2 separate regions of the Mus musculus genome follow, and region 1 is linked to region 2. Evidence: chromatin loops called from intact Hi-C (ENCODE). Cell type or tissue: gastrocnemius. All regions are shown on one strand. Each heading gives the region's core, and the rest is flanking DNA. Links, peaks and the distances in the headings are about the cores only. Region 1 overlaps Mrps18a (mitochondrial ribosomal protein S18A). Region 2 overlaps Gm46607 (a long non-coding RNA gene).

Region 1 (11,368 bases), core at 1-8,000, 310 kb before region 2:
GGTTGCCTGCTGGGGCAGGAAGAGCCGGACACTGCCCCCTGGGGCTGTGCTGCCTCCCTCACCAGTTTTCCTTTCTCAAAAGGCAAAGCATTTTTGGGGGAGGGGACTGCTGTTTTGTAAACAGATGGGCTGGGCTCTTGCGGCTACAAGTGTGTGTACTCAGGGCTGAGGTGGAGTCTGGCAGCCCAGGCCCATCCCCTTGACCTTTAAGAGTTGTCAGTGTACATCCACACTGCAGGAGGAAGGCAGAGAAGAATCCTGCTTGTCACGCAGGTCTCTGGCCTGACGCTGGAGACAGGAATGTGACAGAAGGCTGGAGAAGGCCTGCACTCATCCCACTTGGCTCCTTTAGATCTCCTAGCCTCCAGGGGACTTCCCAGGGCACCTCAATCGTTGCAGGACCCCATCCCTCACCCCATAGGAAGCAAGGGATGAACACAGCAGTGCTGTGTTCCAGCAGGTTTCTGTAAGTAGGAGGGGCCAGGGAAAGATGGCGGCCACCCATGGCCCTCTGGCCTCCTCTGGGGATAGCCTAGGCTCTGACTGTTCCTGGAAGAGTGGGTCATAGCACCAAGACTGGGGTTTACTCTGTTCATAATGAAACCTGGCTCCTGATCAGGAAGGCCCATCCTTCATACTCAAGAGTTCAACCACAAAGGCCAGGTCCTCCTGTGTTCTATGTGAGGTTGAGGCTTGCCCTGGCTGCCTCTAGAGGCCCTCAAGTTTTACTTTAAAAACTAGTATTCCTGGCAGAAATTAAAATTTTTTTTTTGGCTGACATCTTCTGGCTGACAGAGGGTTGCTGATTCACGCCTTTCTATCATGGTTCTTTGGAGCTTGAGCTGTGAGCCTCATGCAGAGGGAAAGCTGCGGGAGGTCCGTCCTGCATCTGACCTGGGCAGAGGTGTGTGCTGGGCACAGGAGGTAGGAAGATGAGGCCTTCCCTAGTTGGCTGGACCCACGAACACTGCACTGGGGTACCCCCTGCACAGGGGCTGCTGTTTCTATGGTCAGTTGTTTTAAGACAACAGGTTAGCCCAGCATAAGTTCCGTCACCTCCAGCTAGCCCCTTCACTGGCCTCTCCTAGCCCTCAGAGGGAGAGGTGAAGATGGGGTTCATATACAGGCCCATGGTATAGGTGTTCATCAGGACTCAGGGACTTGAGAAGAGCCCGACTGCGCAGCGTCTCCAGAGCTTTCCTCCTCAGCTCTCCTTCAGTGAGCCTTGGCTGCATCTGTGCCACATGGAGCAGCTAGCTAACTGGTGTAGGCTGGGGGCATTCAACCAGCTCTCTGCGGGCACCTTGGCTCTAGTGAGAACTCAGGCTTTCCTAAACCAGCCCCTTCCTACCTCTCCTGAGCTGGGCCTGGCCTGGACACCTGTGTGCTAAGCACAGGAGAGGAGAGGGGATACTATCCCCTCTGCTGGAGAAGACAATGCTGTACCAGGGTGCTGAGGACACAGAGGAGTGAGCAGGGCCCCTGAGTGCAGCCAGGGACCTTTGGGCATAATCACAGCGTACAGAGATCAGTACCTCCTGAGCCAGGCCTTCCCTTCCCCCAGGATGGCCTTTTGCAACTCAAGAGCCCCCACACATCATCAATCCTGTGTCACACTAACGGACACCGGATGTAAGGGAGGGAGCCTGGCCTGGCTTCAAAGGCCCGAGGGCAGGATGGATTGTGGCCTCCGGCTTGCTGCTGTCTCTTAAAAAGCCAGGGCTGGGGGTGGGCTCAACCCCAAACGGACCAGAGCATGCCCTACTCCTTGGGGCTGCTGGCAGATAGCCTAGCCCAGTTCAGCTTGGGCTCAGTATCTAGGGATGAGGGAGGCAAGGCACAAAGACACAAGCCTATATTACCCTATCCTACACTCTCTGCTTAGCAACCGGGTCTGCCAGCCTCCACCTAGGCTGTGGCAAGGATCTCTGCACAGGTCTGTTGGAGCTGGGGAGTCTTGCTCTGCCTCAGTCTTCCTGCAGAGTGTCTCTTCCTCACTATCACCAGAGGCAGCTTGACACACTGGAGGTCAGGGGCATAAGAACCGCAAAATCAATTCTAAAGACCCAGCTCTTTGCTGAACAGGGGGCTATTATAGATCTAACTGCCTGTGAGGCCTATGTCAGGGAGAGGGAAACCTGCAACAGGACAGCTGTCTGAGTTAGGTGAGAATCTGCTCTCACTGGAGGGGCCTGCCTAGCCTGCTGGAGCTGGAGGCCCGACTTGAATCTGTCCTCCTAAGGCCTCAGGATAACTCGGTGACATAGCAGTTATGTGGGCTGTTAACTGCATGACTGCAAGGGGCATTGGTGACTGACTATGCAGGCTGCTTTGATGCAATGCTGTGTATGTCACCCTATCCCAGACAGTCCTCCCATGGCTAAGGCCTTGCTCTGCCCTGTAATGACCCCAGTGCTGGAGAGCTGGGACATCTAAGTTTGTAGAAATGCTCTGACTTCCCCATAGCAGCCAGTGCAGTGTGATATCATCAACAGGGATTGACACAGTCTAAGGCCCACCAGCAGCTTCCTTGCCCCTGTGTCAAGGCCCTCTAGGACAGAAGGAGAAGGGAGCTGGGCCAGGACGGTGGCAAACATCATACAGTACAGCCATGCAGGAAAGGTTCAGGTGTGTGGTGGCTGGGAATGGCGCAGCCAAGCAACACTCCAGCTCTCTCGGGCTGCTGTGAGACCCATGGGACAAGCTCCCCTAGAACGCAATGAGATCCATAGGCCCTGAAAAGCTTGGGTTAACTGTAGGCATGACTTCTTACCGGTTGAGCTTGGGTTTATCCTTTGGTAAGCATCCTTCTGGAAGCTGTGGTCTGTGATTTGGTAACAGACCTGTGTGGAAGGAAGAACACATGAGGGGTCAGTCTTCACAGCTCTGAAAGGGCCAGGGGTAAAGACCATGGGAGTGGGGAGGAGGGTGTGTGTGGAGTGTGGGGCGTATTTGTGTGTGTGGCTGTGTGTGCGCACAAGTGAATGCGCTCACCCCCTCTCTAGCTGTGACAGCTGGCTGGGAAGAGGAACTGGAGTCCCCACCACCCCTCTGAGTCTTGGGTACTGTGACCTGCTCGATGAGCCATCTTCACGCACTCCTCGATTTTTCGGTGTTCTTCCCGGCACAAGCCTGTGACCCGCCGGGGCAGCATGCCTCCATAAGGCCGGATGAACTGACTGAGCAACAACACATCCTAGTGGAAACCGAGGATAGGAATGTGGGTCAGCTGGGCTTGCTTGCATGCTGGGAACCTGGACCACAGGCTCCGTGGGCTCCACAGGGCTCCCAGTGCTGTCCCCAAAATGTTCTGACAGCATCAGATGAGACCAGAAACGCTGTAGTGAGCGTTTTACCACCAGTCTTTCTTGGTAGTAAGATGCCTGGTGGCCATTCTCTGCTGAGATGGGATATGTAAAGTCTTTCCATGAGAGGAATGCCTGCTTTATCTCAGTCCCATGATGGAGATGGTGCAGGTGGAGTGCAGAGACAGCTGTTCCTGCTCAGGTGCTAGAGCGGGGAGGGAGGGAGCCAGATGTGAGGTTCAGTCCATGTCTCCTAAGTCCTGTTATCCTGCAGGGAAGGGGTCCTTAGGCTTCCCTGTAGCACCCCACACCTAACAAACTATGTGGGATAAGTCTAGCAAAAAGGACAAACTCTCTTTTCCACCACAAATGGCTCAAAGGGTTAATACTTGCCCTTGCCAGGGCCCAATGTCAGCCTCCGCAATCGCTGTCTGTTTGGTAGTCTGCTGTCCTCGCTGCTGTTGCTGTACAACTGCAAATCTGTTTTAATCACTAAACAGCTCTTGGGGAGCCGAGCCCGGAACTCTCAGCCCTACACTCATCAGAAGCAGGTAACAAGACTTGCACTAAGCCACAGCTAACAGGCTAGCTTGTACCCTCAGACTCTGTACTGCAGGCTGCCAAGCCAGCCAACAGTTGCACACAGCCTGGGCCAACAGTGCTCCTAGTGGAAAGGGGAAAAGGGAAAACAACTTTAGCCTTTACCTCGGAAAGAATTAGATTTCTTCTCCTGGAAAAACAGAGTCAACTCAATTTCCTGGAAACGGCCAGTAGCAGAGTGCCCGGTGTCTGGGCAGGTGTGGGCATAGGCTCCCTCCCCATTTGCAGCTGAGATTACCGCATGCCTGTGTATTCACTGACATCCATGGGAAGAAGCTCTGGTCTCAGGCTTCTGCGGCACGCTCTCGGCACTTGAGAGGGCCCAGGGCAGGGGAGCGTCTGGGGGTGGACTGAAGCCAGGGCTCCCCGCCCAGGAGATTAGTTGGGTCACTCTGTTCTCTGTCCAGATCTTCCTGGTCTTATCACCTGACCAGGATCTTTGCCCTTAGTCATCCTGGACCTTAAAGGGGGAACTGGGACAACACAGGTCAAACTGGCCCAGAGCCTGAATCACCTGAAACCCCAAAATAGAGTGTTCATGTCACCAGTGAGCACTCTCGAGAACAAGTGTGGGGTGTCCAGGGCCAGGTCTTATCTACTGCATGGTAGCAGTTAGCACATGGACTCTACCGGGCACCTCCGACTTGAAGCCCAGCTCTGATACTTAGTGCTGGGTGACTGCAGCACATTCATTAACTTCTTCATACTTGAGAGTCCCTCATTGCAAAGCAAGGAAGAGGAAGTCTCTCCTTCATGAGGTTAATCAGAAGTCTAAGGGCCAGTAAATGGCTCAGCCAGTAAATGTCCTTGCCGCCATGCCTGACTGTCTAAGTTCCATCCTCACTCACACACACAGGAAGGAGAGAACTGAACCCCCATGCCTGTGCCACGGCATCTGTGCCCTCACATGGACACACACTCCTCAGAGAGAGGGGGGTGGGACGGCTGGTGAGAACTGAGTGGTGTGGAGTCTGGAGCTCCACTGTGGAGACTAGAGTGTGTCTGCAGATCACACTGTGAACCACCTCATTACCTAAAGGGAGGAGAGCCAAACTCAGACCTGATTCCATCCCCATGAGAACTACCCGTACCATTCCAAACAAGGCTACAGATGCAGTCAGTGGCTTCCAGCCCCATAGCCCCATAGCCAGTGAGGACTGCTGATTGGGTCTGTCTGAGGCCAAGTGGTTTTTCTCTCTGTGTAGATGCAAGTCGCATGCTTCTCACTACCCTGGGGGACAAAGGGACACGGGCTACTCTAGAACTGGAGTTCTGGGTGGTTGTGAGCTGTCATGTGGGAGGCTAGAAACTGAATTAAAGTCCTTTGTAAGAGAAACAAATACTCTTAATTGGTAAGCCATCACTCCAGCACCATATTTTATGCATACAGGTGTTTTGGCTGCATGTATGTGTGAGCACCGTGTACATGCGACACCTGTGGAGTCCAGAAAAGGGTAATGGATTCTTTGGAACTTGATCTATACAGCGCTTACCCACACTTGTTCAGAACTGAAACCTTGTCCTCTGGAAGAGCAGCCAGTGCACTTAACCACTGAGCCATCTCTCCAGCCCTCAGCCCAGTATTTCTTCAAGCTACCACATGACCAGGGTTGACAGCTACTGGACAAAGTGCTGCCTCTGATAGCCTTGTAGAATGCAGCTGTCACTATATATAGGGAGGACAGTGCTCAAGGTAAGAGGCTCTAGACCCCAAAGCATGCAGGGGATGGTCTTTACAGCCACACTTACCTCATAGGTATATTTGTGCTTCAGGTTCCAGCGGCAGATGGGGCACTGGCCTGAGGGGTTAGGGGGATCTGGAGTCGCCTTGGGAGTTTCTGTGATTCGGCCTTCAATCTAAGAAGCAGGGAAAAAAAGTCCAGTGTGAGAGCCAGGGTCAGACATCAGATGTGCAGGTCTGCAACTCTGAGCACACCCTGCATGAATGCCAGTCAGGCTTACTTCTGGGGGTCTCATGGCAGCAACGAACAGGGCTGCTTGCACGGTGGAGATTTTCTGTATCTACTATATGCTGGGCCTTGGCCATAGAGATGTGATTTGGTGGCCAGACAGGTGAAGAATACATGTAATCCCAGCACCAGGTGGTAGAGGCAAGAAAACTGTTCAAGGCTAGCCTGGGCTACACGGTATTAGGTTCCAAGTCAGGAGAGGTTATACAGTAAGAATCTTGCTTCAAACCAGACAAAACAGCAATGACAACACAGACAGACATAGAAGCTGGTAACTAGGAGAGTAGTCTTGGCCTTCCTGATGCTGCGACCCTTTAATACAGTTCCTCAGGTTGTGGTGACCCCCAGCCATAACATTATTTCCATTGCTACTTCATGACTGTAACTTTGCTACTATTCTGCATCACAGTGTAAATATCTGTGTTTCCTGATGGTCTTCTGGGGGTGGAGACCCACAGGTTGAGAACTGCTGAACTACAAGAACGGTTTGCTGTTTCTGCTGGATCCTGTCTTCCTTCCTCAACAAGCCACAATAAAATATCTGAACCCTAGGCTTCTCCTGCCTCTGGGAAAAGAGACAGATGCATGTGGTTAAAAGTTCCAAATGGGGGCCGGAGAGACATCTCAGCAGTTGTGAGTATGTCCTGCTCTTGTACAGGACAGGGCCTTGGTTTCCCAGCATCCAGTTCCAGAGGAATCTGATGCTCTCTTTTGGCCTCTAAAAACATGCATATGTACACGTACAGACAGCTAGTTACACACATATGAAAAACATGCATATGTACACATACAGACAGCTAGATACACACATATGAAAAACATGCATATGTACACATACAGACAGCTAGTTACACACATATGAAGAACATGCATATGTACACATACAGACAGCTAGTTATACACATATGAAAAACATGCATATGTACACATACAGACAGCTAGTTACACACATATGAAGAACATGCATATGTACACATACAGCTAGTTACACACATATGAAGAACATGCATATGTACACATACAGACAGCTAGTTACACACATATGAAGAACATGCATATGTACACATACAGACAGCTAGTTACACACATATGAAAAACATGCATATGTACACATACAGACAGCTAGTTACACACATATGAAGAACATGCATATGTACACATACAGACAGCTAGATACACACATATGAAGAACATGCATATGTACACATACAGACAGCTAGTTACACACATATGAAGAACATGCATATGTATACATACAGACAGCTAGTTACACACATATGAAGAACATGCATATGTACACATACAGACAGCTAGTTACACACATATGAAGAACATGCATATGTACACATACAGACAGCTAGTTACACACATATGAAGAACATGCATATGTACACATACAGACAGCTAGTTACACACATATGAAGAACATGCATATGTACACATACAGACAGCTAGTTACACACATATGAAGAACATGCATATGTACACATACAGACAGCTAGTTACACACATATGAAGAACATGCATATGTACACATACAGACAGCTAGTTACACACATATGAAGAACATGCATATGTACACATACAGACAGCTAGATACACACATATGAAGAACATGCATATGTACACATACAGACAGCTAGTTACACACATATGAAGAACATGCATATGTACACATACAGACAGCTAGATACACACAATATGAAGAACATGCATATGTATACATACAGACAGCTAGTTACACACATATGAAGAACATGCATATGTACACATACAGACAGCTAGTTACACACATATGAAAAACATGCATATGTACACGTACAGACAGCTAGTTACACACATATGAAAAAAGTTCCAAATGGCATAGAGATAGATGTACTATTCAAATAAAACGTCCGCCATTCTGTGCATTATCTGCAGAGAGCACTGTTTCCAGCTTCATGGAAAAGAACAAAGTCTACGCTAGAGGCCCTATGTGTGCCCCACACTCCTTCTGGCCATGTCTGGGGACATTTGTGACTGCACAATTGAAGAAGGGGTATTATGGACATCTAGCAAGGATACACAGGGAAGCCCTCACAACAAAGAACACCAGCCAACTCTGCAGCTGAGAAACCCCGAGAACAGCAAGATCAGCAGGCGTCTGTGTGCACTGCCACGTCCTTCTTCCTCTGCAAACACAGAAAACTGCAGCAGACAAACACAATACATGCCCTCCTCTAAAAACAACCAGGTGCTCACTAGATAGCCTTGGCTGGCTTGGAACTCAGAATGTAGAGTAGGCTGGCCTCATACTTGGAGTAAGTTCTGGGACTGTAATTCTCTTCACTTGTATCATTTTGGAGAACACCTTTTAAATACTCTGCAGAGGCCACATGTGACATGACCTTCCCAACATGGATATAACCTGTGACCTAGCCTTGGAATGGCTACGTGCCCTAAAGCAATGATCTGGGAGTCAGCTTCAGCTGCAGGGGACCTTAGCAGGCCTCTCTGATGCTGAGCCTGAGAGCATAGTGGGATGGATCTGAGAGGCACTGGGACAAAAGTAATCTTGTACTGGGGCTGGGACTGGCCAAGAGACAGAGGCTAGAAGTTCTGCTCAGTTATTTCAGGCACCAATACCCACCCCCGCTTCTACTACGGCAACTCTAAACACGTCAGAGAGAAGCTGTGGGCCAGGGAAAATCTGAAGGTGCATGGGAGGCCTTGGGAGGGGCCCTGAGGGCCGCAGGAGAGAGCTAACATTCACTGGTTCACTGTTGCTCACCTCGTGCTGTGCTAAGAATGGCTCGCATATACCAGTCGATTTAACTCCCACAACTACGTGCAGCAGGCATCGGATCTTATTTTGGAGGACACACACCCACAGTCAGCCACAGTAGCACCTGACCAAGGCATGCATGGGTTTACCCCAGAGCCACAGTGTCTCCATATGCCTTCTATTAACAGCAGATCCGTGCCTCACATGAAAAAACCTCTTTACACTTACAAGCCAATGTGAACAGCACCGATAGCTGGGGAGTAAGCCTTCAATTCTGAATGCCTAACAGAGAGATGCTGTTATGGGAGATGAACTAGTTAGTTCTCAAGAGTCTGAAGATGGCAGCTGAGAGAGCCAAACATGGTCTGCCAGGGTCTTCAAGGGAAAGCAGAAACAGCCAACAGACGAACAGGCATCCTAATGAGCTAAAGAAAGGCTGGACCCAGGAAGCATTTGAAATAGTAGGGGATGCAGTGGGTAGGTGGAGATGCGGTAGGTAGGGGGAGATGTGGGTAGTGGGAGATGCGGTGGGTAGGGGGAGATGTGGTGGTTAGGAGAGGATGCGGTGGGTAGGGGGACGCTCTCTTTAGCATTGAGCACTCTGTACCCAGAAAAGCAGAAGCAATATGCTACTTCAAAAGTCTGATATCAGCTGGTGTGATGGCATACGCTTTTACTCCCAGCATTCAGGAGGCAGACACAGGCCGATCTCTGTGAGTTTGAGGACAGCCTGGTCTACACAGACCGAGAGACCCTATCTTAAAAAACAAAAACAAAACAGGCTGATGTCACTCTTTTCTCCAGCATTGAGTTTATCGGGTAAATGCTTGTTTTAGCTTTTTTTGTCATTTGAAACAGGGTCTCACGGAGGCAAGGCTTGCCTGGATTTCACTATAAAGCAGAGGATGGCCTTGAACTCTGTACTTTCTAAGTACAGGGATTACTGATATGCACAATCATGCCCAGATTGCTCTAGGTTTTTTTTTTTTTCTCTAGGTTTTAATCAGAGAATAGAAAAGTGCCTTAAGGACATGAAGTCCCCTAAACATTAAGAACTGGGCGATGCTAGCCAGCGGAAGGGCCAGGGAGGTATTCTGGGAGAAGAATGACTGGCTTTCCCCGGGGATAAGGCTGTCTTAGGGTAGACTATATTTGGCTGCCTGCCAGAGAGGTTAAGCCCCTGGCCCACATGGAAGTTCTCCAGCCTTCTGGGAGCTCTGTGAGGTGGCTGAGAATTTCTTGGAGGGATAGAAGGCCATGTGAAAACAAGGTTGTCTTTTAAGGATTATAGGATAATCTAGGCCCCATGACTGACTCCCAAGGGAGGTGAGATGGGCTCAGTGAGGGAAAGGGGGGTATGGGAGGAAGAATCGTTCCAGCTTTCTTACCAAGAGACAAGCCAGGGTGCCAGCTAGTAAGATTGGGGGCCAGGGCCTGCCACCTCTTAACGCATCACTTAAGGGTACGAAGTCATCCCAGACAGAAGGCAAGGATCAGAAGGGCAGGCCCCTGGCCCTGGGCCAACTAACTCTGGCTCCGTGGGCCTGCAATGCCGCCTTAATTTCCCCTTTGGGAAACTGATTTATCACCTGCCAGAGAACATATTAGTAAAGGCCTCTGAGACTTTGTCATACAAAGGTCACTTTAATCAAGTGACAGATACCTCAGCAGCACAGGCCCAGTGACTGTTCCTGATTAAAACACTACGGCACACAGCCCAAGAAATAGTAGACTTCAAGGATTTATGGTCTCAGAGGGAGCAGATCCTGGAGCCAGGAGTCCACGTTGGGCCCCTGTCCATCCATCCCTCAGAGGAGCAGCCAGGCGGCTCCGAACGTTAAGGAGGTCGTGAGTGGCCAATGCAGCGATACTTACTACAGTCGTCTTCCCTTCTTGGATCTTCACCACTACAGAGATAAAGGGGAAAAATTAGGTCAGCCATTTAATAAGGAACAGGGAGTTTCAAATAACAGCTCAAATTCTACACAGGCAGAGGAGAGGAGCCTTCAGTCTGCACTCTCCCACGGTTCCTGCCTGGGACAGAAAGCAAGCAGGGTTGACCCCTAAGTGCCAGGGCTCTATGCCCTTGAGGCTGACTGCAGGCCAGCCTGAGATGCTCAGGCTGCAGCACCTCTGTAGGAGTGAGGGGCTCCAGGCTGCAGCACCTCTGTGGGAGTGAGGGGCTCCAGGCTGCAGCACCTCTGTGGGAGTGAGGGGCTCCAGGCTGTTTTTTTTGTTTTGTTTTGTTTTGTTTTGTTTTTTGCCTTTGGAAGCTGAGACTCATCTTGATTTTGACCAGAAGAGTTGGCAAACTGAATAGCTGTGGCAGGAAAATCGCTGTATGTTTGAGGGCAGCCTGGGCTACAAAAGTAAACCAGAAAGCTTTTGGAGCAGCAGGCCTGAAAGTCAGAAGTGCCCTTTCACATGTCCCCTGCAGAGTGAACCAGCCCAAAGTGGTTTCTATAATCTAAAACACAGCACTGTGTCTCAATGGTGGTTTATCAGTGAGACAAATCCACTCCCCAAAACATATCCTGAGAATCCTGTGCCAAGGCTGCATGAAACTGGCCACAAGGGAAATACTCTCTGCTCCATCCCTCTTCTCTCTGCCTGCAGGGCTAGATTCTGTTACCATACCAGAGAACGGGGATAGAACAGGTAGCAAGCAGAAGCCTGCAGACAGTAGGCTCAAGGGCCTGGGGCAACCCAGGGCTTACTGATGCCTGAGG
Region 2 (11,767 bases), core at 2,247-10,246:
CTCCCTGGCTATAAAGTATGGATATGCTTTTCACAGTGCATAACACTGTAGTGATTTAGTTAATATCATGGATGGGGTGAACTCTGTGAATACCCAGAGTTGCCAAGCACCGGAGGTTTGAATGAGAATATCCCACACTGGCTGATATGTATGAATACTTGGTCTCCAGTTGGCGGCGCTGTTTGGGGGCGGTGTAGGGGGTGTGGCCTTGCTGGAGGAGGTGTGTCACTTGGGGCGGGCTTTGAGGTTTCAAAGCCTCCGTGACTTCTCTCTTAGCTCCAGGCTTCCAGTTTAAAGAGGCAAGCCTTCAACTTCAATGGCCATGGCTCTAGTCTGCCTTGGTGGAGTCTTAATCCCCTGGAACCGTAATCCAACATGAACTCTTCCATAAAGTGCTCCGGTCCTGGCGTTTTATCTCAGCAGCGAGAACTAATCAGTACACAGAGCTACGCATCTTGATGAGCCAAACACGGGCCTCTGCTCTCCCTGCAAAAATCTCCAAGGGCTAAGCAGAGGTTTAAGCATGCATTCTTCTAGATATTTCTTGCTTTTATTTTTGAGATTATAAAAACAATTACATCATCGCCCCCTTCCCTTTCCTCCCTCCAAATACTATGTCCTCAGCATCTCTGGGCTGCCTGGGTAAGGATGCTTTGTGTAAGGATGGGGCCTGTGGCTTTCCCCATCGACTTTGCCTATTGAAGCTGCCCTATTCAGCTCCCGTGTAGGCTGTCATGTTTGTGAGACTTTATGGCTGTAGCCTCTGACAAGGCTATGCCTGCAATGTTCCCGGAGCCTTAGGTGCAGGAGTTGTTTTGTAGATGTTTCCACTGGGACTGAGCTCCACAGCTCTGCATTTTGATTGATTGATTGATTTTGATTGATTGCTCTTTAGAATAACAGTGTAGGGATCAGTTAGAGGCGATCAGTTTTGTTGTTGTTGTTGTTGTTGGAGTTTTTTGTTTGTTTTGTTTTGTAATAGTCTCAGTTGCAAAGAGTTTTTCTCCTGAGCAGTGAGGACTACACTGGTATCTGGTGATCTGGAGCTAGGAGCCCCTGATGGGAGAGAACAGTCAACATTTGTCTTTCAGGGTCTCACTCAATATGATCTTTGCTAGAGCCATCCATTTACTGCCTAGACCCTGGGCAAGTGTGGGGCAAGCGGACCGTGGACCAGACGGAAGAACTGGTAAGGTTGAAGCAGGTTGAAAAACCCCGGTAAATCTCATGATTGAAAACAGCAGGCAGTGGAACCAGCTCCCCGTCAGGTTCTACCAATCCTGGAACAAGTGACCATGACACCCCACTGAGAGGACCATGGCAACTGGTCACATAGCCTAAAAACCTGGAGTTTTCCACGCTAATGAGGAATCTAGACAGGCCCCGAGTGTTTAGCCAATGAGCTTCCCTTCCTGGGCATCCCTTCCCGCAAAACCTATTTAATACCTGGTTCACCCTGAGTAAGACTAGGCATTCACATCTGCCATAAAAATAAAGCAGTTTGGACAAGAAAGGACCAAGCTGCACCTAAATCTTCGGAGAAGGCCTCTCTTCTAGCCCCTCCAGACTTTTGGCACTTGCTCGGAGTCAAACCAGATTCCACCCTAGTTCTGGGCTCAGCCATCCCCTTCCTGCCTGGCGTGTAGGGGGATGTAGACCCTCGGACCACCGTCTCAACTCCTCAAGGTCTGCAGCCGTGTCTGGGTACACAGGAGATGGAAAACCACAGTATCCATCCCAGCCACCACTGTTACTCGGGGCGGGGGGGAGGGGGAAGGGGTCACAGGCTGAGACACCCCCCCCAATCTTGAACTGCATTCTCCGTTCCCTGAGGAGAATGCATGTGGTGTGCCGGCATCCCAGCATCAAAGCAAACACGCAGCCTGACAGAGAAGAAAACAGGACATTCTTTTTGTAAGATTTTATTTTCATTATTTTTAAATTCTGTGTGTATGTGTACACACACACACACACACACACACACACACACACACCACATGAATCCAGGTGTCCTACAGGGCTAGAGGCATCGGATCTCATGGAGCTGGAATTACAGGAGGTTGTGAGATGGCCACTGTAGGAGCTGAGGACAGAACCCAGGTCCTCTAGAAGAGCAGTGCTCCTAACCACTGAGCTATGGCTCCAGCCCTAAGATCCAAGCAGTCTTGGTAATTCTGTGCAGCAGAAATCAACCTGCCATGGTCTGCTCAGAAATTCACCCCATCTCCTCCTGGACCGGACAGAAATCTGTAAGACATTTGGAGTGGGTTGATGTGGGGCAGGTGACCATTACCCGCCCTCTGCCACGAAGCTCGATAGCTATGAGACTGACTGAAAGTGAAAGAGCTACCTGGACTCTGATTGGGCGTGCTCACACTGGGCAACCTGAGGACAAGCCCTGCCCCCTCTGCAAATTATTGAGGACAGGCTGTGACTCCATCATCGCCCTTCTACCGTCCTCTTGACCTCCCTACAAACCTGCAGGCCAGTCCTGCCCCGTCCAGGTTAGCCTGGTTCAGCTTTCAACATGTCTACCACCAGCTAAAGTTAAATGACAGACACTCTCCCAAACCCTGTCTTGACATAGGTTCTTCCTGCTCACCCCCAAAAGGGGGGCTGTGGTGTGCATGAACAAGAAGGAAGCTAGCAGAACCCCTTCCTAACTGGTTCCTACACTGTCGCCTGGGGGCCCCTGACTATCCCAGGATTCTGCCAAAGAGCATGGAAGTCAGGGAGCCTGCTCCTGCCTTGCGTCTTTGACCAAGAGTAGAGAGGTGACCCCCAGGAAGTGGAGCTCCCAGGCCCAAGTGACCATCCATGCCTGGCTGCAAGAGCAACGTCTCAGAAGCCTGCTGAGTGCCACCCCAGCCCTTCTTGCACGCCACAGAATGTCCTTCCCTCTCCTCATCCTAGGAGGGTAGGGGTCCTCCTGAGGCTTCTCACAGCCTCTGCTGTCCACCATGGTCCCTCAGAGTCCCACTGCTCTCCTATGTAGAGACTTTGCCTACCCAAGGGGAAGAGGAAAGAGACTGGGACCTACCCTAAACCCTATTTATCCCTTCTTAGTGGCAGTCCAGGGGAAAACTCGGAGAGTGGATGATGAGCTGTGTGTTAGAGGATAATAGAAAGTGGTTTCATTCAACGTGAGAATACCACGATAGTTTAGTAAAAGGCTCAGTTTGCATTCGGGTGTGTGTGTGTGTGTGTGTGTGTGTGTGTGTGTGTGTGTGTGTGTGTGTAAGCCAGAGGCTCACATCAAGTGTTTTCCCCTGTCTCTCACTGAACCTGGGGCCCATCACTTAGGCCAGACTGGCTGCCTGTGAGCCCCAGAGATCCTCCTGTCTCTGCATCCCCGCACTGCCTCTCCCCTGCCAGCCTCCTGTCTCTGCATCCCCGCACTGCCTCTCCCCTGCCAGCCTCCTGTCTCTGCATCCCCGCACTGCCTCTCCCCTGCCAGCCTCCTGTCTCTGCATCCCCGCACTGCCTCTCCCCTGCCAGCCTCCTGTCTCTGCATCCCCGCACTGCCTCTCCCCTGCCAGCCTCCTGTCTCTGCATCCCCACACTGCCTCTCCCCCGCCAGCTTTTGACTCGGGTGCTGGGGAAGCATAGATCAGGTCCTGATGCTTTTACAAGCAAGTACCTACTGAGCTGTCTCCCTGGACCACTGTGTATGCAGAGATGCATTCTGGAGTGATTGGGGTGACCGGTCACGGTGTCATAACATTGCATATGTGTGTGCATATGTTTGTATGTGCTCAGAACCCCCACAGCAAATAAAATCCAGCAAAATGTTCATTATTCTATCTCAGTGGTAAATACCTGCAGGTTCACAACACTACTCTTATCTGTTTGAAAGTTGGGTTTTTCTTCTAGTAAGAAAAAAGTATTTAAGAAAAAGGGAAAGGTATTGTTCTGACCTGGGCTTGGATACACCGTCTCCTCTGTATCCCTGCTGTGTGATGTTCGGCAAAGATTCGTTTGGTAAGGTTCATTGAAGCTGAAACCCATGAATGGATGGTGAGAGCTGGCAGAGTTTCTCGCAGGTATCAAGCACTCAGCAATGGCTGCTGTGTGTTAAAGGAGTCATAGGGGGGAGCTGGATGCATTGCGGGGGGGGGGGGGCATCCTTCCCAGCCTGCGTACTTCAGCCTTTTCTACCCTCAGTAAAGAGAGGCTAATATTGCTTGGATTCGGGCTGGGTAGACGACTCAGTCAGTCAAGTGCTCGCTAGGCAAGCATCAGGACTTGAGTTTGGATCCCTGCTCAGATGAAAAGCTGGACACAGTAATAAATGCCTCTCATCCCAGCACTGGAGAGGCAGAGGCAGAGGGACCCATGGGGCCTGCTTGATAGCCGGAGTCTCTGAATCACTGAGCTCCAGGTTCAATGAGACCCTCTTCATAACAACAGGCCACTGAAGAAGAAATCCATTGTCAGACTCTGGCCTCCACTCACACATACACAAATATAAATGTCTATACACACACAAACTCCAAATGCATGTATATACTCATGCACAACTACTACACAGGTGGGCAAACATGATCATATATTCACACACATATGCAACATACATACAAACTCCAAAGATGTGTGTATACACATACAACACACACACACACACACACACACACACACACACACACTGCTCGGGTCAACAGCCCAAGCCCCTTGAGTTGTGTTGGATGCTGAAGAGAAGAGAATGTGGGGTACTTCTTAATGCAGGACACTAATTCCTACAAGAAGCCCCCAATTCTGTAGCCAGTCCAGAATCTGAACAATTTCCATAAGCCACATCAAGATACCAGCTTTGAGGAAAGTCAGGCTTGAAGGTCAATCCCTCAACGCCTCCCATGGTGGTGCAGGGTAGGAAGGAGGGAGTGCCCCATGCCGAGACATGGGTAGTAAGGGGAGAAGGCCAGCCTTCCCTATTTTGGGAGGTAGGAAGCAGCAGGTGGCTGGCTGGTGCTGGGACATGTGAACCCTCCCATCAGGGGCCATGTGGCCAGCAGCAGGGCAGCCTGGCACTGCCAGGTACAGCCAGGCTCCAGTGAACCCACTGGCCATGTGGAGAAGATCTGGTTTCCCAGCCATACACAAGTCACAGCACGGATGGTGAAAAGCCACCTGACTCTACCCTGTTCCCACTGCCTCCCTTACTCCCCCCTCCAAAAAAATAAAAAAAACCCTCTTCAGGTAAGCAGGCTGCAGACCTGGAAGTTAAAAAGTCCCCCGAACCTCTCCAGTTCAAGTATTGGAGCTATAACCCTACCATTCCAGGGCTTCTTAAACAGAGATTCTACCTAAGGACGTCTGAAGGGAAGTCAGCTCTACATCCAAAAACAAAAAAAAAAAAAAAAAGGAATTTGACTTGACCATGGTGAACTAGGTGCTACAGGTGGCTGGTGACAGCCCATGGTGACAGTCCCCGTAGGAACCTGGTTATTTTGGGCTGAGCATCAGAAGCAGGAGACTTCCCGGATGAAAATAGCCTTCCCTGGGTGTCATTCCCAAGACATATTCTGTTCCCAGTGGCCTGCTTGTCACAGGGTACTGTTTGCCTGCTCCTCCCAGGCAGGGTGAGCATGGCCAGGACATCCTTCCAGCCAGGAGAGGGGGGCACAGGGGGCAGCAGAACCTTGTTTCCTAATCAGGACCTTGCAGGAACACAGCACTGGTCTCCAGGGCCACAGAAAGCTGTGCACCATTTGCCAAACTCCTCCTTCTCCAGCTCTGCAAAGCCCTCTGGCTCCACCTGCCTCCCCAGTGTGTGGTCAGTCATTTCTTGTGGTCTGGGGCTCCCCCTAAGACTCAACGTTCCCAGGGGATAGGCCCTGTGTGTTCTTCAAACTGGCAATCTCTGAGGCCAGGCAGGCCCTGTCTTTCTCAGGCTAGAGCCGACTGATGTCAGACAGTGTCTCCCTCAGACCAGGTCTCTCTGAGGACAGCACTCAGGGTTAGAGATCTCCCAGATGGGGTTGTGTCCCACTTAATCTGGGCTCCTTCAGGGCAGGACCGGGCCTCTCTTGCTTTCTGGCACAGTCTAGAGACAGTTTACCAGGGTTCCTGGTCATCCGTCTCTAGCTCTCTAGGGCTAAGAAGTTTTGACACTTGGAAGGTTCCGCCTCCATCACTTCAGGGCATCTGTCTGACTCCTCAGACTCCCCTTGGTCGTGAGGAAACGGTGGTTCCTGCCTTCCGACCAGTGTGAGACTTAAATGAGATAATATGAACAAGAGTCTTGGCAAGGTGCCCAGCTGAGAGGGCAATTAAAAGGTAAAGAAAGAACTGGAGTCTTGAGGGGCGTTTGTCAGTTAGACAGAACCCCAGGCCATATGACCCTAGAGTCTAGGACCAAGACTGGCCCTGGAAGGCCACAGAGTGACCCAGGTCACTGTCCAGGCTAGGGATCCTCTTAAGATCCCAGTCTGCAGCTGTCTAGAGGCACGGTTCAGGCAACACTGTAGCAAGACTCATTCCTGCTCCATGTCTTCTTTGCCACACTCTAGCTTGTAGTTGGGGGCTCCTTCCGGGCAGAGCCAGGCTCTAGCTTGCAGCACCCACCTTGAGCTCCCAGCTCCAGTCACCCCCACGATGCTCTGAGTCTCTCCCTGCCTCTCCTACCACTAGGTGGAAGAGCCCAGATTCTTTGTACAAGTGACATTCGCATGGTGTGACACCTCTGGACCGGACAGAGGACCCCGGACCAGGACCAGACAACATAAATATATCTGGGGAGTTTACATTGTCGGGGGGGGGGCGGTTTGTCGTGCTCATCACTCTGCAAGCTCTGCCCCTGTTTATTCCCTGAGAGTTCACGGCCGGGGCACCACCGCTGGAGGGAGGTGGAGGGAATCTTTGGGTGGCTGCAGCTGCAGGGACATCAGTGAGCTGGGGGAGCCTGGGAAAGCCTGAGCGCACGTAGGCCACACCCTCCCACCTCCTCCAGCTGCAGCGGCCCTGCTCCAGATGATGCTGTTTGCAGGAGAGAGTCCCGGGATGGACTTGTGGGTGGAGGCCTTTTGGCCATCTTCCCCTCTGACCTCAGCCCCACCCAGTTCCAGGACACCCTCTCAGGTCCGGCTAAGTGGATTCTGGCTTGGGCTTAATCTTTACTAGCTGCTCCTGTAACTTGCCCGGGGCTCAATTCTGGGCTTGCAGCAGCTCCCACCACTCCGATTCTTTCACCCACTCTGAGAAGCAGGCTAAGCCAGGACTGTCTTAGTCTGCCGGGAAGGGTGGGAACCCAAAGGCTATTCTGGCTGTCCATAGTTCAGGGTCGACCAGCCAGTGGTAATAGCCTCTTGGGGGCCGGCACAGGACCCACCAAGCAGAGAGAGAAACTGAGACAGGGCATTCAAAGATGAGCAGATGAGGCAGTTGCTCACAGGTGCTCGGCTGTCGAGGTTAGGATTCATGCTGAGCTCTAGATGGCTGTCTTCTCTGCTTGGCCCTTTCTACCCAGAACCTGACTCTTACCTAGTGTGCAAGGACACCTTCCCAGAGCAGATAGGAGACACCTGCCTTCTCCACAGACTTTCATGTGAGATGAGAACATGGTCATTAGTTTCAATTTTCACTGGAAGGGCAAAGTCTCATGCCAAACAGGCAAGAGGGGAAAACCAATAATAACACCAGGCTACGGAGCTGCCTGGAGGCCAGCGAGCAAAGCTGTCCCTCTGTCCCTTCTGAGTCCTGAAGTCCCCCATCTCAGGAGCCCCTCACTGTGCCTCGAGGGCACATGGTGTCCTATGACAAAGAGACAGGGTGACTTGTCTAAGGTCATACCGCCAATGGCAGAACCTGTCCTGTGTGTGGGCAAGGAAAAGAGATTGAAAGCTGGGTGTGGTGGCTGAGGCAGATGGATCTCAGTGAGTTTGAGGGCAGCCTGGTCTATAGAGTGAGTTCCAGGCTAGCCAGAGCTACATAGTGATACATTTTCTAAAAAAAACAAGTTAGTGAAATAGAACTGGAAACATGGCTCAGTGATTAAGAGCGAACACTTGTTGCTCTTACAGAGGACCTCTGGTTTGATTCCCAGCATCCACATGGTGGCTCACAACCATCCATCACTTCAGTCCCAGAGGTTCCAAGTCCCTCTTCTGGCCTTCATGGGCACCAGGCATGCAAGTGCTGCACAGACTTACATTCAAACAAAACACTCATATATATAAAATAAAACAAATAAACTTCCAAAAATTTTAAAATAAATAAGTAGAGGGTGATTTTTGAATACTAGTTTTAACTATGAGTGTGTGAGTGTGAGCATGTGTGTGCACACACACATAACCACAGCCACTGGTGGGGACACTTGAAGCTGGGTCACATGTTTCATGGGCCAATGAAAGAAACGGTATGAGATTCACAGCTGGACTGGAAGGAAGCAGGACTATATAAACCATTCCCAATGGTGCAGAATCACATGACAGGCCTCATTTCACATGACCTTGGCCATAGCAACTGTGGGCTGGTGTTCGTGGAGTAGCAACGTGGAGTAGCTGCAGTTGTCTCAGCCATATGGATATGGTAGACAGAGGTGGGAGGTGCTGGTGACAGTACTGTGTGGGGTTAATGGTGGAGGTGTTGGAGACAGCCACAGTAGTGACACAGATGAGAAAGGTGACTGAGCCAGATATGAACCCTTTCCCTGGCAGCCCCTCACAGTTGCTCACGTCTAGCCCTTGCAAGCTAACTGTGGCTGAGCCCTTTTACCAAATGTGACATCAAGCCACAAAGAAGTCAAGTCCTGCTTGTTCAAGGTCACAAAGGCAGGAAGAGCCAGACGATCAACTTGCCTCAGTTCTCTGGCCCCAGTGCCTGTCAGCTGCCTGCCCTTGCAGAGCAAGGTGCCAGGACAATGTCCCGATGCCCTGAGTAGGTGGGCCAGGACAGGCCATGCACTCTCACACAGCAGGCTCCAGTCTGGGCAGGGAGGAGGCACAGAGCCACATGACAGAGAAAATAGCCCCGATGCCGGCCCCACAACCCACATGCAGTGTGACCTTCTCTGGGTGGCAGCCAAGGTGGATGCCAGCTGCCAGGTGACAGCAAGCCCGTCGGCCAGTTGGTGGAGCCTGGCAAGAGCCCTACACACCAAAGAGGTGAAGTCAGGAGTGGAAATAATCCTGGAACCAGAGGAAAGCTTGCTTTCCTGGAAAGTTCTTCTCCAATTGGCTATGGCAGGGACTTCTGCACAGGCCTTTCCAGTCAGAAGCACGGTTATTAATAACCCCAAACCTGCCTCTGTCCCCACCCTTGGGAGAAGGCAGAGTTTTCAGGGCCTCCTCCCTGCCCCGGGCAGTAAGTCCCACTGGTGGAAGGATAGGGAGCCCATAGGATCTGAGCTCTCTCTATATAGAGAAGGCGTACAGCCTTAGACTTCATTCCTTTTGAAGTCCCCCAAATGCTCTCCAATTCAGCCACAGATCGGGGGCTCAGAGGGAATAGAAGACAGGGGTGGGTGGCCTCCATGCAGGTACACCGGTGTGCAAGCATGCACGGATGCTTGGGTGGTGGCTGAGGTGCAGATGTGGGCCCCCGAGCAAGGTTATGGGGTGATTGATGGTAGAGTCCTGGGGACCCCTGAGGCTGCCTGGGGACCCACGGGGTGGCTGTATAAGCTGCATATTTCAGTTGCTATTCCTGTGCCCTTGTGAGCCTGGATGATGCGTGGGCGGTTACTGTGAGGGTGATGAGGCCGTGCCAGCACCTCTGCTGCCAGAGCCTAAATATTCCATGTCCCCACCCTACCTGCTGGACTGACCTCATTAAGCCCATGCCTCCACGTTAGGAGGGTAGGGCTGGGTACAAGTGACAATTCCTTAGTCCAAGTGCAGAGTCCCTAGGGCAGGAGGGAGAGTCCTGGAAGCAGGGGACACGGAGCTTAATATAATCAGAGGGCTGGCTAGGAAAATCTCCCGTTACACCTGTCACCTCAGGCCCCATCATATGACACAGCTCGAGGTAGTGAAGCCAGCGAGGCAGGGTACACCCACTCCTGGACAGAGCTGAGCCACCCCGCACTCTGATCCTCCCCATGTCCTCAAATGGAGCCCCTGTCTCAGCTGTTCCTCCTGGAAAAGAGCAGGGTCCAAAGAACTCACAAGCAATGTGGCTCTACCAGGGCCCGGCCAGGAAGGAGGATGCCTACCCCCTCCACCCCACTACCCCGAGATCCCAGAAACGCCAATGCAGAGACAATGACCTTCCATCCAGACCCCCGTCCACTACCTCCTCACCTCTGGTCCTAGAACCACAAGGACTATCCTAGACTGTGATAGACCATGTCAGGGGCCCTGTGTTCAGCCTAGGGTGGGATGGAACAGGGGTAGCCATGTCAGCAGCCCCCTCCCAGCTACTGCAGGAAATTAGTGAAGATACCGGCTCCTCCTGCAGCAAAATCCCTAAACCTACATGAAGGGAAGAGGTCACCTTGTCCTTGGGATCCTTGAGGGGACTGTGTCAGGTCCCTTCTGTTGAGTTTCCTGTGTGGCCTTGCGGGTTTCACTCAGCTCCTCGGGGGCTCAATTTGATTGTAACGAAGCCTGCACCCCTCAAAGCTACCAGCTGTGTGTCATATCACAAAATCTATAAGATTGGAGGTTATTTGTTTTTGAGAGAGGGGTTTTATGTAACCTAAGCTAGCTCTAACTCAATACGTAGCTGAGGACGACCTTGAATTCGAAGCGATTCGCCTGCCTCTGCCCCACAAGGGTTGGGATTACAGGTGGTGCTGCACAAACCCAATTTGTGCATTGGTGGGGATCAAACGCAGGGCTTCAGGCTTGCTAGGCAAGAACTCTCCCAGTTACATACCCAGCTCAGTAAATATTTTCTTTTTTACCAGTTGGGGTTTGATTTTTCCTGTTCTCTTCAGAACTGATGAGGTTGGTCTTTTTGTATGTGTATGTGTGTGTACTTTTGGGTAGAGGTAGCATTTTTTTTTAATTATTATTTGTGCATGTATGAGGAAGTGTTGGCACACACACGCTGCAATTGTCGTCAGAGGGCAGTCTTCAGGAGTCTGTTCTCTACTCCCACTGTTAGACTTCAGGATGGCCAGCTTGTACAGCAAAGGCTTTTACCCAGTGAGCCATCTTGCTGGAGTTGTGTACACCTATGTGTGTATGTAAGTCAGCCAACTCTCCGCTCGAGCGGAGTTTTCTCCTATATTCACGAAAAGATAACCAAGGCCCAGTGTTCCTAGACCAAGCCTTCAACCGTGATGTCACCAGAAAACACCTCCCAATAGCTTCTGGGTCAACCATTTCCTGGGTATCAAATTGCACAACTCAGTGGATTTTTACAGATGGATATGTCAGCTTCCCTATCAAGGTCAAACAGGGTGTTTCCGGCCCTCCTGGAGACTCTATCAAGCCTCTATGTGTCTTTGAACTCAAATTAAAAGAACCGTAGGGTGTTTGTCCCTGCGTCAGCTCTTCCTGACTCTCCCTCTTCCCTTTTCATGGCTGGGTAGTGTTCCCTTGGGTTAATCTACCACCATTTCTGGATCTATTTCATGTCAGCCCATCCTTTTAAGAGAGTGGCCCTGGCTAAGAATTCTAGGAAAGAAGAAGATTAAAATCACTGGGCTAGTTGATCTCAGTCGTTGACTTTATTGGATTAAGACGGACCAAGGAGATTATTAAAATCCTCTCCTAGGTGTATCTCTGAGAGCATTTCCAGAAAGGATTGGCTAAAGACTGAAGGAGGTGCCGCAATGTGGGCAGTGCCACCCCACAGCCTAAAGGCCCGGGTGTGGTTTAAA

The links. Hi-C counts contacts between places; a loop is a spot of excess contacts. Peaks named below come from ENCODE experiments on the same cell type or tissue, not always from the same donor. Only the 100,000 strongest peaks of a DNase experiment are listed, where the experiment ranks them.
Region 1: a loop joins it to region 2, with 2.0 times the contacts of the local background. A loop is called at or near these places in 2 of 42 quality-filtered maps.

Annotation. Positions count from the first base shown.
Region 1 is chr17:46,117,118-46,128,485 of GRCm38, reverse strand. It overlaps Mrps18a (mitochondrial ribosomal protein S18A), which reads right to left. Exons shown (of 6, transcript NM_026768.3): 2 at 10,515-10,546; 3 at 5,655-5,762; 4 at 3,073-3,196; 5 at 2,774-2,843. It also overlaps a transcript of Rsph9 not described here. Among named protein-coding and RNA genes, the nearest start is that of Mrps18a, 12 kb to the right of the region's middle. In gastrocnemius, for the core only: a CTCF peak has its summit at 3,969; no DNase peak of the experiment used is centred there; H3K4me3 peaks cover 973 bases; H3K27ac peaks cover 6,850 bases.
Region 2 is chr17:45,809,978-45,821,744 of GRCm38, reverse strand. The region is part of intron 1 of Gm46607 (a long non-coding RNA gene); the gene reads right to left. Among named protein-coding and RNA genes, the nearest start is that of Gm35692, 13 kb to the left of the region's middle. In gastrocnemius, for the core only: CTCF peaks have their summits at 5,763, 6,636 (motif pointing right) and 7,409; DNase peaks (open chromatin) are centred at 4,999, 5,737, 6,251 and 9,013; H3K4me3 peaks cover 608 bases; H3K27ac peaks cover 6,147 bases.